Linked DNA regions of Mus musculus: all the other regions are linked to region 1. The links are chromatin loops, found by intact Hi-C in ENCODE. Cell type or tissue: left cerebral cortex. All regions are shown on one strand.

Region 1 (5,000 bases):
AATTGCATTACCTGCAACCTCTTTTTATTAACATCCTACTGAGGGTCTCAGAACTTTTACTTTTCCCTTTAAGTTCCTGCTTCTAAGCAGCAGTGAAGGCTTCCTTGTTTTCCTTTTGCTATCTGACCACTCTGAGGGACCCTCAGGGCTTTTCCAGTCCCACACCCTTCTTACAGCTTCCCCCTCCTGTGAAGCTAGGCCAAGTTCCATTCTCCACCCACATGATCATTCTTAAGTAAAAATTTCTCAGAGTGGGGATGGGGGGGTGAGGACTGACCAAGGGTCAGGGTCTTACAACTCCATTCTTGGAGGGAGGGAGGGAAGAGAACTAGATTGGAAACAGGCAATGGTTTCCAATGACTGCTTCACTTTCAGCAGCCAGGTATGGTTAAAAGAAAGGCAAGGGCCATGATACTGGCCTGGAGTCTGTCAGAACCAAAAGAGCCAGCCCCAGTGGGCTGCAGGCTCAGCAGGAAAGAGTTTAGCTTTTCTCCCTTTTGAGTGTGAGCCTGACCTAGCACAGCAAGTTACCCCATAGAGACTATTGGAGGGAGGAAATCACAAGTGATGTCATAGCAGCAATAATCTAGGACAAGGAAGCCATATGGGTCATTGAAAATGATTGTGGGTTAAGGAAGCTAGATGGGGTAGCATCTCCCATCCACATCAGTGTATTGTGGTGCGTGTGCACACATGCACATGAGTGCATGCTTTATTTTTTTTTTAAGCATCCCTTAGCTATCCAAGATCAATTCACTCTTGCTGAGATCAGAAAGAAGTAGATCTTCAGAGATCTTGCAAATCTCTGTAAAAGGTTTGTTTATGTGATGGTATTCCTTGAGTGTCTTATAGGCGCGTACCTGTGTGCACCATGGATAAACAATCTGATTGAACGTATAAAATATCTCAGTGGATAAAAGTGGCTGCTACCAAGGCAGATTACCTGAGTTTGAGCCCCAAAACCCACATGATGGAGAGAGAACTAACTCTCACAAGTTGTCCCCCAACTTTCAAAAGCATGTTGTAGTATGTTGGAGATTGGTTCTAATGCTTTGATTCAATTGGGAATCTGCATATCCAAACACCAAAGGCCCTTGTGCCCAGTTGGTTTTTGATCTATCAATAAAGATGCCAGTGGCCAATGGCTGAGTAAAGGGAGAGGGGCGGGACCCTTAGAGTTGCACAGGCTAGGATGCAGGGGGGAGGAGAAAGGAATCTCCATGACTCAGAGGAGAGATGCGGAGGGAAACATGTCAGTGTGCAGGCCGACTTGGTGCTGGAGCAGCTGAGAGTGCTATATCTTGTAGTAATTGTTGCAGTAATTCTCTCCATCCCTAATATGCCCTGGCAATGAAAACACGACTCAATTAATATGAATACATTCTGTGCGCCTAGATTAGGTAGATCTACTGCTACACTACCACCTTCCACATCTATGAGACCCCTTAGAATCCACAGGCAGCAGAAGGAGACTGTACCATGCTGGGTACAGCTTGAGCATAGGAGACTTCAAAGCCTGCCTCCACAGTGACACAATTCCTCCAAGGCCACATTTTCTAATGGCTTGTAGTGGTTTGAATATGTTTGACCCAGGGAGTGGCACTATTTGGAGATATTGCTTTGCTGGAGTAAGAGCGTCCTTGTTGGGGTGGGTTTTGAGATTCTCATCCTAGCTGCTTAGAAGACAGTCTGCTCCTGGCTTCCTATGGATGAAGATATAGAACTCTCAGTTACTCCAGCATCATGTCTGCCTGGATGCTGCTGTGCTTCCTGCTATGACGATTATGGACTGAATATCAGAACCCATAAGTCAGTACCAATTAAATGTTGTCCTTTATAAGAGTTGCCATGGTCATGGTGTCTTCACAGAAATGGAAACCCAAAGACAGGTCAAGCACTCAAACACATGAGTCTATGGGGCCATAGCTATTCAAACCACCACAACTAATTTTTCATAGAAAGATATCACTATATACATGTATTGAAACTTTGTGTGTGTGTGTGAGAGAGACAGAGACACAGAGAGAGACAAAGAGAGACAGACCTACACACAAACACATACACAGACATACAGAGAGACAGACACACAGAGAGACAGACAGAGATACAGAGAGAGACAGAGACAGACCTACACACAAACACATACAGAGACACACACAGAGACAGACACACAGACAGAGACAGAAAGAGACAAATAGAGACAGACAGACCTACACACAGACACATACACAGACACACAGAGATAAACACAGACACAGGGAGAGACAGACTTACACACAGACATATATTATATATGTATATATAAATATATATATGTATATATAGAGAAACAGAGGCATATGTATACATATATATGTTATGTATATATAGAGAGACACACAGACAGACAGAGGCAGGCAGGCAGGCAGACAGACAGACAGACAGACAGACGCACGCACGCACGCACGCACGCACGCACGCACGCACAAGAATAGAACTCAATACGTAACTGTATCACCGGGAACAAAGCCTTCTCTATTCCTGTTCAGTGTCTGGCTAAAGGACAGCAGGTGGCAGCAGAGTCCAGCCTGGGGTTGTAGGAGCAGCTAGAGAGAGAAGCAGTTTTTGAGTAAAGCCTTCCCTCTGAAAAATCTTAACACGAGAATAAAAATAGAACAATGAAGAGCTGGTGCCACGAGCTCCAGTCACTGCAGAGCCTGATGTCATTCACTGTCTGCCATCTGCAGAGCCTTGTCCTTCCAGGAGAAAGCAATGGTCCCAGGCTCTGAGTGGCCCCTCCCCAGCTTTGCTCAGGTCACAGGATGAAGCTGGCTCAGCAGGAAAGGGGCTCTGGGCAAGCGGAGCTGGAGGAAGGACTGATTTTTAGGAGACTGCAGACAATAAAGAGAAACAACAGAATGCTAAGTCAAAGGAGGTTGTCGCAGGAGACTACAAAATGCATGGTGCCACTGGAAGAAAAGTTCAGAAGAGGCAAATCTAGAGACAGAAAGAGATTAGTGGTTGTCCAGGGCATGGGGAGGTGGTAACTGTGGCAGAGCTTCTAATGAAGACCTACTTTCTTGACAGGATGGAAAGATCCTGAAATTTGACTATGTTAGGGGTTGTAAAATTCTCTAAGTATGCTAAGAATCATTGAGTTCTACATTTGAAATGGGTGAAATTTATAGAATGTACGTTTTCTTATAAAGATAGATCATAGGCCTGGCTTCTCTCTCTTACTTGCTATGGTCCCTCAGTTTCTTTTCTATACCTACAAAAATTAAGTCAGGATAATCTAACGAAGGCTATAAAAATGTCAGTCCATAGTGAACATGGAATTCGTGTCATTTTGTTTTCCTGGTAAGATGACATTTTATCTCAAAGCTTAGCTGTGTCATGTTTTGCTTTTGATACAACGACAAATGTCTCCACTGCCTTCTATTCCCACACCAGATATTTTCAATGAACAACTTTGCTTATTACACAACATTGGGAAGTCTCTGAGAACAGAAGTTAATAGTGGTGTTGTGCTGGGAAGGGTCTGAGTAGGAGGGAATATCCCTCCCTTCGACTACAAGGAGAACAAGACAGAGTCACTAGAGCATCCCTGCAGTGCAGCCTGTGCAACCATTGCACAATGGGATCCCAGTCCCCACCATTGCCAAAGGTCTCAGATCGGAGGATCAACGATGTTATAGTAAAAACCATTTTCAACTTGTAATTACTATTGTAATGATTCAGTTTCTCGAGAATGGTAATTGTATAAAATTGCTCTTGCAGTTTTCTTTTCAATACAATGTGCCTGTAAACCATGGATATCCCCTTTGTAAAAAGACACTGTAGATAGTTGAACATTTGATTATAGCAAAGTCATTAGTTTCTTGTTACACATTATTGGGTTTAATATTGTTCTTGAAAATAGTTGATGATTATGTTAAGTATAACTTTTCTAATAAAATTTGTGTTCAAGTTGTACATTTTGGAATATACAAAAAAAAAACATTTTCAGAAACTAGAATATTAGAAGAAAAACCAACACAGTACAACATTGTTCCTTTAAATTCATGTGAATTTCTATACCACACTTGTGAACTATTAAAAGATTTCAAAGTTGGACTGGAGAGATGGCTCAGCAGTTAAGGGTGCTTATCCACAGGACTTGGGTTCATTATCTAGCATCCACATGCTGGCTCACAACCATCTGTAAATCCAGTTCCAGGGGATTTTCTTCTGAGTCCCAAGGGTACTAGGCATGCAAATGGTTCACAGACATACAGGCAAAATACCATACACATAAAATAAAATTTAAAAAGACTTTTAAAAAAAGTCTTCAAAGTTTTCAAGTAAAAGAAAAAAAAATCTGCCTTAATCCATCACTATCTGTAACCCTATTTATGTATAAATGTAGTCTTAAAAAACATGTTAGCATAATCATGTGTACTCAGTAACTCCAACCCTGTAGCACTGTCTCCCTTTAATTGATCCCATCACTGGGTTCCTTCTTAGGGGTGTTCTGTTTTGCCACATTCAAAGTGTATGGCCTTCAGCACCTTTTGCTTTAACCGCTGCCCTACAGAATTGGATGATCCTTGGTGTTACTCTTTTATCTACAGGGCCATCCCTCTGCTCTAGTGGTGGAAATATTACAGCCCACAAAGCAGATTAAGTCTCTGTTCCCCTGGAGTTTGCTTCATGGTAGAATGAGTAATGGCAACGACAAATGTATATGTATTGCTGTGGACTGAATTGTGATGCCATATGTTGGACCTCTGACTGCCAGTGTGATCGTAATTGGCAATGGAACCTTTGGAAGGTGATTAATAGTGACATCATGAATCTAAGATCCTCTTGAGAGGAAGAGGAGATGGTTTAAGTTCTATGCACACCACACAAAACAGGGAAACAGCTGTCTGCAAAACAGCAAGGACCCTACTGGCACCAAAGAGTGGACTAAGATGGCTGATCTTACTGCTGGAACGAGTCCTGGACAACACCAAGGTGAGGAGCAGGCTAGGGAAGCC
Region 2 (5,000 bases), 100 kb before region 1:
GCTCGTCACTTGTCCAGAACCAAGCTCTGTCATGGTTGCTCACAGTTGCCTGACCAGACACCTCAGCAACAGCATCTGGGTTTTTAGGAAGGTTAAGTGCAAAAAACAAGGAATGTGGACACACTGAAAACACTTTAACACATCCCATGGTCAGGATACGGTCACTGAGAAAACCTTGGGCTGGAAGAGTGCCTCCAGGTCCTCAAGACCAATCCACTTGCACAGCAGATGGGAACATGGTCAGCGAGAGCTCAAGTGATCTCCAATGGCACAGGTCATTAGGGCTGGGCTAGGGTGACCCAGGCTTCTTAACTGCTAGTCCAGGGCTCTTTCTGCATACATCACTGAGCTATTGATGCCAGCATACCTAAGCCTCTCCTTCTCCATCTCTGACCTTGCCCCATCTGTTTATTAAATGTGTAGGGTTAGGTTAGACCATGTTTAAATGAGACCTGGGCAACTATGAGTTACTTGACCCTGAGGAGGAAGACTCAGTCTGCCTGTCTGTTAATAGGGTCTGCTGAGCTTGGGAAAGTCTGAGAAAGATTGATAGCAGGCCTGTAGGGACTTTTATCAGAGCTGATGGGCTCTGTCCTTTCTGGAAACACCAGGAACCTCACCTAACCTGGCTCACTGGATCCTCCCAGACTGAAACGGAAAACTACTGTGGACCATTGTTAAGGATGGTGCGAGCCATTTCTGGATCAAAAGCCCCTAAGCATTTGAGGGTCTATGTGTGTGTGAGACCTCTGGGAAAAATCATAGAGAACATTAGAAATTGGCACATGGGGCAAAGGACACAATGTAGGCAGCCATCCAGTCTCAGCACGTGCAAAGGAGCCTCGACAAGAGGGCTCTCCAGGAATGGCTGGCTGCATGCAGAGGTTTGACAGTTCCCAGAATGTGGGGAAGCTGTTGGTGGTGACACGTGACATTACCTAATTAGCTTCTCTTTTTATAGTTTCAGATTGACAAGGATAAAATAATGACAGGGGCAGCTGCACAGTGCTATATGGGAGTCAGCTGGTCTGGTGTGGGATACATGCTGGCTCCTTATGGCAGGGAGCTACACTCCAGGAGCCCCTGTCTCCATCTCTGGCAATAGCATCAGCTCAAAATGACCCTGACAAGGAGTTAAGAAAATGTCCTAACCTCTTTCTGCTCAGAGCCGAGGGATAAAGGAAAATCCACTGTGCAGTAGGTGGCAAGGCATAGAGAGACTGGCCCAGGATGCTTGGATCCACCTAGTTTTGCCCTAACTGACCACCTGGCCATAAAGCAATTTCTTTCAGAACTTCATGTCCTCATGTCTAAAATGAAGAGGTTAAATTGAATAATGAGAACAAGAGACAGTGGGGAGGGCGTAGCTGTGTCTCAGATGCTATGTTAAAGGACTTAGAAGTATTTCTTCAGACCTCACGCCAATCCTTCGAGGATATTTAAAGCCGTTTCACACGTGAGGAAATGGAGACCCAGGATGGCTCCCGTGCCAGTGCTGTAACCCCATTCCAAACCCAGGTTGGCCTAACTTTAAAGCTGATGTTCCTAACCATGGCACTGTACTAAAGGATCCAGAGTAGGGGTTCTTAACCCCTTTAGGAGCCATACATCTGCATATCAGATATTTACGTTGTAATTCATAACACCATGATTTCTAACAGCAGGAAAATTACAATTATGAAATGATAATGAAAAAGAATTTTATGGTTGGGGGTCACCACAACACAAGAAACTATATTAAGGGGTCCCAACATTAGGGAGGTTGAGAACCACTCTTCTAGAGGGTCTTATGTTCTAGAACCCCTTTCTGAAAGAGGGAGATAGAGAAGCTAAAGAAAGAGGGAGAGATTAATTTCTGCCATGGCAGATGTTTTGCAAGGTTGGAAGAATAAAAGGTATGTACAGGGCCTGGTGTGGTAACAAATGTTCTCATTCACGTTCATAAAGATGTGCTTGTTCTTTGAGACATGGTCTCACTGCATACCCAAGGTACCCAGTATGTGTCTCCTCATTATGTGTTTTTAAAACTATTCTTTGTCTTGCCTTCAATAAAATGCTCAGGAAGACTCACTACTGTATTTCTTGTAGGTGCAAAAATTACATCTGCAAACCTCTCTGAATTATGAAAAAAGCAAAACTACTCCTTCATCTGTCTAATGCAGAAACAGAGAACTTGGCAGGAAACACATTTTTTGCACAGCTTTGTTTTCTTTGTTTTTTTTTCCCAAGACGCCCATTCTCGTGCAACTGGAAATCAGAAGACTCTGACCTCCCCAGCATCTCCCCATGTCACGAACTCAGTCAATTTGAGTTATTACTACAACCACCACCAGTTGTATTCTGGGACATTGGTTTTTAGACCAGAAATTGAGCAGCGTCGCCAGTAGAGGGCGCAGGCACCATGGAGGTTTCCTGCCCGATGCTTCCGCGACCTGCCAGCACGCGCATGCGTGCCATCCTTCTTGCACAGTGACTTACAGGCTTGAATGTAGACAAAGCAGCGTTTGAGTCCTACCAAACGGCTTGTGATTTTTTTTTTTTTTTTGAGTTTCAGATTCTTCAGTTATAAAAGAGGAAGTGTGTGCAGGACATGGTGGAGCACCCCTGTGGATCTGCTGCAAGTATGAGGGCAGTCTGGTTTACATAGCAAGCTGCAGGCCAGCCAGAGTTACACAGTGAGATGCTATCTGAGTCAGGGAGGGAGGGCCATCTACAGGAGAAAATCACATTCAAAAGAGCGATTAAGATTATGTCTGTTTCAAGATGCTGAGACAGGCATCTGATTAGATTCAACAAACTCCCCTGTGGAAAAGCCTCCAAATGGAGGTCTTGGCAGACATCGGTTATTTATTTACAGGCTGGGGTGCATAATCTCGCTTATCTAATTTCAGAAAAAGGATCACTGAGGCCCCTCTATTTTTCAGTAGGCACAATTCAGGTGTAGGTATCTCAGCGTTGTCTAACTAACCTTAAACATCAAGGTAACCATAGGCTTATGTATTTAAATGTCTGGTCCCCAGCTGGCAGATTTTTTAGGGAGGATTAAGTGTGGCTTTGTTGAAGGAGGTGTGTCACTGGGGGGTGGGAGTGGGCTTTGAGTTTTCACTTCAAAGTCAAATCAGTGAGGTGCAATAAGGCAAGTTGTGCCCTCTGAGTGAACTTTTGGGAAAAAAATTATTTACCTTCTTATGTTTATGCATAGTTGGGCATACATATGATTAACATTAGATGCATTATGGGAAGAGACACGCATAGTGAGCAAAGGCTTTATGTAATTGAAGCTGTCAATCAAAATTATCTGACATACCCCTTAGTAAACAGAGTCCTCTTCCTTCATCCCGTAAAGGAAGTACTCACTTGTTCACCTAGATAGCTTACGGTCATTCTTTTTAAAATTCATGTATTTATTTATTTATTTATTCATTTATTCATTTATTTATTAGTGTGTGTGTGTGTGTGTGTGTGTGTGTGTATGTGTGTACGTGTGTCTGTGTGTTTGTGTGTGATGTCCATATATGCCTTAGCTTGCTTGTAGACGTCTGGCTTGAGGAAGTTGGATTTTTCCTTCCACTATGTGGGTAGCAAGGATCAAACTCAAGTCATCAATAAGGCTTGGCAGCAAGCACCTTTAAGCGCTGAGCCATCTTGCCAGCCCCTGTAATTCCAGTACCTGGGGGCAGGTATCTTTAATAGATCATCTGGGCTACCAGGTGTGCCTGTGCAATGTTGTTAAGATAAATATATCTCCAAGGCATTGTTTGCTCTACTTTTTCAAATGAAGAAACTGATGTTCAGAAAACTCCAGTAGCCATACCACTAGAGGGTCCAAACGCAAACATGTGGCTCCGTTTTGCATTTGAGTCTGCACTGCCTCTCCCGCTATTGGTACATCTGCTATGCCTGCATCTGGATTGGGAAGAAGAACCTAAAGTGTCGAAGAGTTTGAGACGGTGGGGAAGCAGCTAGTTGGGGTCTGAGAGCACTGGCTCACCTTCTAGTCCTGCACCATCCCTAGCTTACTAAGCCTGGGACAAATAACTTCCCACCTCTGGAGACAAAAAAAAACCTTTACAATTTGTGGTCGTACTGTTGAGTGGGGAATCACATTTGGTCCCTAATTCTTTACCACTAGAATTAGAGAAAGTTTTTCTCAATAAGAATATGTTAAACAATAACAAAAAACGATGTGGTAGGGTATATGAGGTAGCCAAATAGGTGAAAGTTATTGCTGCTTAGCCCGAGGACCTGAGTTCAGTTCCCAGGTCCTACATAGCGCAAAGAGGGAACTGATTCCCTCAAATTACCCTCTGACCTCCACACAAGCACTGTGGCATGGGTGTGTACTACCCCTTCTCCCAATAAATAAATTTTATAAACAGCAGCAACCTGGTGTTGTGAGCTGGTAGTCCAGCTATTTGAGGAGCTGAGACAGGAATATAGAAAGATCAAGGCCTGCTGGTTACTTAATCGGACCCTGTATCCAAATGAAAAATGGAAAGGTGGGGTTGGGACTACAGTTCAGTGGTTGGGTACTTACCAAGCATGCCCAAGGCCCCAGGTTCGATCCCTAGCACCAAAAAATGAAAATCAGGTACCCAAACCTGAAAACCTGCTGTTTCTTCATGTCCCTAATGTTGTAGAATGTGTTTGGCACTACATTCTGGGTAGCATGATTCGTGTTACATGGTGGGCAGAAAACCTCAAGTTCATTAGGGGCTTCTGATAGCTGCTTACTCAGGAGGCGGCTTCCAGATGGATTCTTGCTGGAATGCCCTTAAAAGCTGTGATCTGGGTTTTGACAACTGACAAGTAGAACAACTCGAGAGCCCTGCTATCTGCTGAGAAGCCTGGCACAGGGTCGGCCTGCTTACTGAACCTGCCAGGTAGCTGCTTCATTAAAGTGGCATCCAAGTGGGTGGCCCTTGGGGCCCCTCTTCATGGCTTTGATGGCCTGTTCCCTCTTTAGAGTACACCAAGTTCAGCAGGGTGTTTTACAGCTG
Region 3 (5,000 bases), 210 kb before region 1:
ACAAGGAGAACTCAGTATCCCCTGGAGCCTGAAGGGAAGGAAGCGGGTGCAGGATGAGCTCAGAGATCAGAGCATCAGTGGATGCACGGTGGCAGGAAGGGGGCAGGCTCTAGAGGACCCCATGTTTCCTCCTTTCCCATCTTTGGCCCTCCTCTGCCTCATGATACAGCACAGCTAGAGGCAGATGTGCACAAGGCCTGCCCCCTTGTGAGTATCATAGGCAAGGAGGTGCAGGTTGCTTGGCCTTGGGATTCCTTTTCTTTGGAGTTCTGTAAAGGTAGAATATTCAAACTCCTTTTGCTGGCTTTCTCCTTCACCGCACTATTGTAAGGAGTGTGTATGCATTGTGTGTGTGTGTGTGTGAGAGAGAGAGAAAGATTTATAATAGATAAGCAGAGAATGTATGCAATATAAATTATTTACAAATATTAAAACAAGGGTGAGAGAGATGGCTCAGTGGGTAAAGGCACTTGTCACCAAGCTGAGGAACCCAAATTTGATCCCCAGGACCCATATGGTAGAAGGACAGGGATAGGTTGTCCTCTGGCCTCCACATGCATGACATGATGTGTTTGTCTATACACACATATATGCACATTAAATAAATGCAAAAGACTGAAACCATATATTACACTTAAAGTGTAATAATTGGATGTCATTGGTGTAATGACAAATAACAAGGACTCTTAAGAGTCCCATGGATACCCATGGGAAGAGATACAGCGACAAAGTGTGTAGCAGAGACTGAAGGAAAGGCCATCCAGGGACTGTCCCACCTGGGGATTGATCCCATATACAATCACCAAATCCATACATTATTGTGGATGCCAACAAGTGCTTGCTGACAGGAGCCTGACATAGCTCTCTCCTGAGAGGCTCTGCCAGTGCCTGACAAACACAGAAGTGGATGCTCACAATCATCCATTAGACTGAGCACAGGGTCCCCAATGGAGGAGCTAGAGAAAGGACCCAAGGAGCTGAAGGGGTTTGCAGGCCCATAGGAGAAACAACAATATGAAATAACCAGTAACCCCAGAGCTCCCAGGGATTAAATCACCAATCAAAGAGTACACAAGGAGGGACTCAAGGTTTCAGTTGCATATGTGGCAGAGGATGGCCTTGTGAAGGCTCTATGTCTCAGTGTAGGGGAATGCCAGGACAGGGAAGCAGGAATGGGTGGGTTAGTGAGCAGGGGGAGGGGGGATGGGATAAGGGGGTTTTCAGAGGGGAAATGAGGAAAGGGGGTAACATTTGAAATGTAAATAAAGAAAATATCTAATAATAAAAAGAGTCCCTGTGGACAAGGCTCAGGAATTAGGTCCCTAGTTTTCCAGGACCTGCAGGTGAAGGGTGGCTAGGTCAGACTCTTCAGATTTCTGAAATTTTAGACAGAATTATTTATGTCTTCCTCTCATACCACTCACTGAGCTAGTAAATTAAATGCTGAGAGGCTGAGACAAAACTCAGCTTCTCTATTCACCTTAGCTTGAAATTTCCAAGCCAGGGCACCACCACCACTACCAAAAAAAGTGAAGGTGGTGGGAGGCGAGACAGCATATATAAGTAGCAATCAATAACATCAAATCTTTATGTCAGATGCATAATTATCACTTAATCCTAAACAGAAACAAGCCTAGTGTGGCAGGCAATGGTTGGCGGTGCCATTCTATAGACAGGGACCCGAGATTCAAAAGAACTAGACGGCAGAATTGGTATTGGAACTTAAACCATCTCCAGTTCTTTCTGATGTCCGTTTGTCCTCCTGCTTGTGAGAGCTGGAACCTAGGATTCTCTAGGCGTGAAGACTTACCCCATGGAAGTTGCGGTCTGGGGCTTCTCTAGCATTTGCTTGGGCAAAGAGGACTGCATCGTGGATGCTGGGGAACACGTGACTGCGCTGTACACACCCATCTTCAAAGACACCTCCGTGGCTGATGTCATTATACACCTGGGCTGTAAGAAGGCAGGTAACAGGAAAAGATAACTAACAGCCTTGGTGGATTGGAGTTGGTGGGAGGGGCTGGTGGGGGAAAGCGGACAATTGGCCCTGCAGTATCAGTTCTGGACGGCAGAGGGCAGTATGAGCCCGACCAGAAGGAAGTGGTTAGATTTGCGATGTTGTTGCTTGTCAAGGAAAGGTTAATACATCCACGTGGAAATGGCTGCCAATTCCAGCCCTCAAGGCCCAGTCTTCCTCTTTCCTCAAACTTCCAACATGTGGCTGAGCCCTTACTCTGATCACATTCTGGAGATGGTTTTTTGGGGAGTGGTCACGGGGGTAAGAGTTATGAATGTGCTCTTTATGGGGCCCTTGAAGAGCCCTGCTGGGTGGCATCTGGATGTGTATGCATCCCCTTCATATTTCTCTTGGTCTCTGTGTGTTTTTTGCCCTTGGCATATGTGCAAATGCAGCGAGTGTCCTTTGCTTGGAGACATGTCCTTGAGGCTGCTTAAAGCACCCTTTGGAGACAAGTCTCTGGGAAGCCAGGGCATGTGGGTTTTCTGTGCTAAAACAGATCCATGAACCTTCTGATTTGGAAAGGATCCCAAGTTCAACCAGTCGACCCCCACCCCGATTTTTTTATGTATGGAAATGAACCCCAAGATGGAGAAAGTGACTTGGCTGGCTAGGTTCAGCATACACACAAACTAGGGTGAACAGAATATAATTCTATCTACTCTCAATGGCATGAACATACCCCGCCCACAGGATGCTCACCTGCTCACCCGTCCCCACTGCATCCCTTTCCAGCCTCTGGTCCCCTAAATGCCCACCTGACCCCCAGTTTTCTTACCGTGGATGTTTACCAGAAAGATCTGGACTCCGATCTTCTCATAGGTGGAGCTTAGCTAGAGGAGTTGGGGAAGGGAGGGGAAGGAAATGGGAGAAAAGAAAGGAAAGGAATGTTTTGAGTGGGTCTTAAAAACGACTCATGAAACACACTTCAGAGGGGAAGCCAAACAGACAAGCAATCCTGAGGGCCCTGGCAGCCACAGGCATGAGTGGCAGAGAGCACCCTAGGTCTCTCTGGAGTGTTGGCCCAAGGCCTCTCTGAGGAGTGGAGCGGAAATGGGGCTCTGCCAGTGTGGCAGACACTTCAAGTTACCATGACCTGTTTTAAGGGCCAGACCTTTGCTTTCAGTGTTCAGAACCAAGGTTCCATGAGGCAAGCTTTCAGTGAAGGTCTCCACCTCATTGTCCAACCTAGAGAAGTCAGTTGAGCTCAACACCAGAGAAGGGCCTTCACTGTCCCTGCCTGGTAGTGACATCAACTGCTTTGAGCCTCTCTGCTCTCCTGGATTGCCTTCACTGGGGCCTCTCTGAGGCTCGCTGTCAACCTGGCATTGGCAGGGCCACTGAAGAGTGATCAGAGTGACCCTTGTATTCTTGGCATCCTCAGGCTGCCTGCTTGACCTATGTGTTAGTACACGGCAGGTACTATGGTGTCTTCTCTCCTGGCTTCACTGGTGAGTGTGGGCAGCAGGACCAATGGCCTCAGTCAGAGGACCCAAGGTGTGGTCTGGGACTGATAACTCGATAAAGAATGCAGGATGGTCTTGGTGGGTGTGCTGAGGCTCAGGGAACTCACTCCAATGCTTCAGTGTCCTCAACTTGCACTGAAGAGTGTGTCCACTCTGTTTGCATTGGGGGCAAGGAGTCCCTAGGGTCTGGAACCTCCCTCGGCTAGTTCAAATGAGGGCCTGGAGGGAAATGGACAGGAGTTGTCCACACAAGCTCCTCCCACCCTACGGAGCCTCACCTTGGCGAGAGCTTTGATGCCCATCAAATCCACAAAGCTGACTCCACTCATGTCAAGGATGAGAGTGTGGAAGGTGACAAAGGGCGGCACACTGGCTAGAGTGTCACTAGCCTCCTGGGGGGACCGAGTGGAGGCGGGCAGCTCACATGCAGCAGCTGTGGAGGCGTCTGGACTGAAGGTGATGTAGGATATGTGAGCCTCAGCCGCAGGAGCTTGGTTGTTGTTGGGGTCAGTAGAGGGAGCACTTTCAAAGTCCTGTTGGAGTTCCTGTAGAGAGACCGTCTGTGGGTGGAAAGGGGGGCAGTCAGGACCTTGGCACTGAACGCCAAGCAGAGGCAGGAGAGCAACGTCTCAGCTTGGTGGTGAATACAGGTTTCTCCTAAAGCCCTTCCTATGGAGGCCTGCAGGCTTGTCTCTCCAACCCAAGTGGCAAGAACCTGAAGAAGAAGCCTGAAGCCTTGGCTGCTCTGCTTGAGGAGAGAGAGAGAGAGAGAGAAAGAGAGAGAGAGAGAGAGAGAGAGAGAGAACAAGGGAGAGAATAAGAGAGAGGATGAGAGCAGGGTTCCCAGTGCATTTACCCATGTCTGCCTGCTTCTCCTATACTTCTACTCTCACACAGCCTGGCCACCTAGAAAATTCCCATTGAAGATGGGGTGCACTGGTACCCAGGAGCTGACAGCCTTCCCCTAGAAGAGTGACCATCAGTGCTCCCAGCAAGTGCTCCCAGAGACTTCCTGCCTCCCTCTCACGGTGCTGCAGGCTGGGAGTTAGGGTCAAGTTAAGAATGGGCCTGGAGCTGGTCCAGGCCATAGTTCACCTTGGTTTTCATGAAGAGGGACTTTCTCTGCTGTGTGGGTATCGCCGTCCTCTTCTCCTGCTTCCGGAGATATTTCTGCTTGGCGAGTAATACTTTCTGGGGGTCCATACCTGTCTGTGGGGAGAGGACCAACAGCAATCTCGACCTGTACCTCTGTGGGATGGCCTGCCCTTGGCGCCTAGCCCCTTTCTGCTTCCATCTTCTGGTCACTCTCTTTTCAGCCCTTCTGGTCAGCAAGGATGGAGGCTTACCTTGGCAATGACTTTTTGCCTGAAGATCTCTGAGTTGGCAAAGTAGAGAGGGGAGCAGTAAGTGACAATCTTAACTCCCGCAATTTCCTGGGCCTGTGACAGAGAGACTGAGCTCAGGTCACAGATAGGTCTTGGGGAGGGGACAGAGTGAAGGAGGGAGGTTCTAAGCTT

Evidence for each region. A loop is a pair of places that touch in the nucleus more often than their neighbours do. Peaks named below come from ENCODE experiments on the same cell type or tissue, not always from the same donor. Only the 100,000 strongest peaks of a DNase experiment are listed, where the experiment ranks them.
Region 2: a loop joins it to region 1, with 2.1 times the contacts of the local background. A loop is called at or near these places in 7 of 42 quality-filtered maps.
Region 3: it touches region 1 in a loop (5-fold over the local background); 4 of 42 quality-filtered maps call a loop at or near these places.

The regions. Positions count from the first base shown.
Region 1 is chr1:131,552,876-131,557,875 of GRCm38, reverse strand. No RefSeq gene overlaps it. Among named protein-coding and RNA genes, the nearest start is that of Fam72a, 27 kb to the right of the region's middle. In left cerebral cortex, a CTCF peak has its summit at 2,563 (motif pointing right); a DNase peak (open chromatin) is centred at 2,573; H3K27ac peaks cover 335 bases.
Region 2 is chr1:131,655,676-131,660,675 of GRCm38, reverse strand. All of the region lies in intron 1 of Ctse (cathepsin E), which reads right to left. Among named protein-coding and RNA genes, the nearest start is that of Ctse, 20 kb to the right of the region's middle. In left cerebral cortex, a CTCF peak has its summit at 2,377 (motif pointing right); a DNase peak (open chromatin) is centred at 2,433; H3K4me3 peaks cover 473 bases; H3K27ac peaks cover 547 bases.
Region 3 is chr1:131,762,837-131,767,836 of GRCm38, reverse strand. Slc26a9 (solute carrier family 26, member 9) reads right to left here. Exons shown (of 21, transcript NM_177243.4): 15 at 4,830-4,922; 16 at 4,579-4,692; 17 at 3,762-4,043; 18 at 2,796-2,850; 19 at 1,811-1,953; 20 at 1-28. Among named protein-coding and RNA genes, the nearest start is that of Slc26a9, 21 kb to the right of the region's middle. In left cerebral cortex, CTCF peaks have their summits at 186 (motif pointing left), 2,066 (motif pointing right) and 3,949 (motif pointing right); a DNase peak (open chromatin) is centred at 2,064.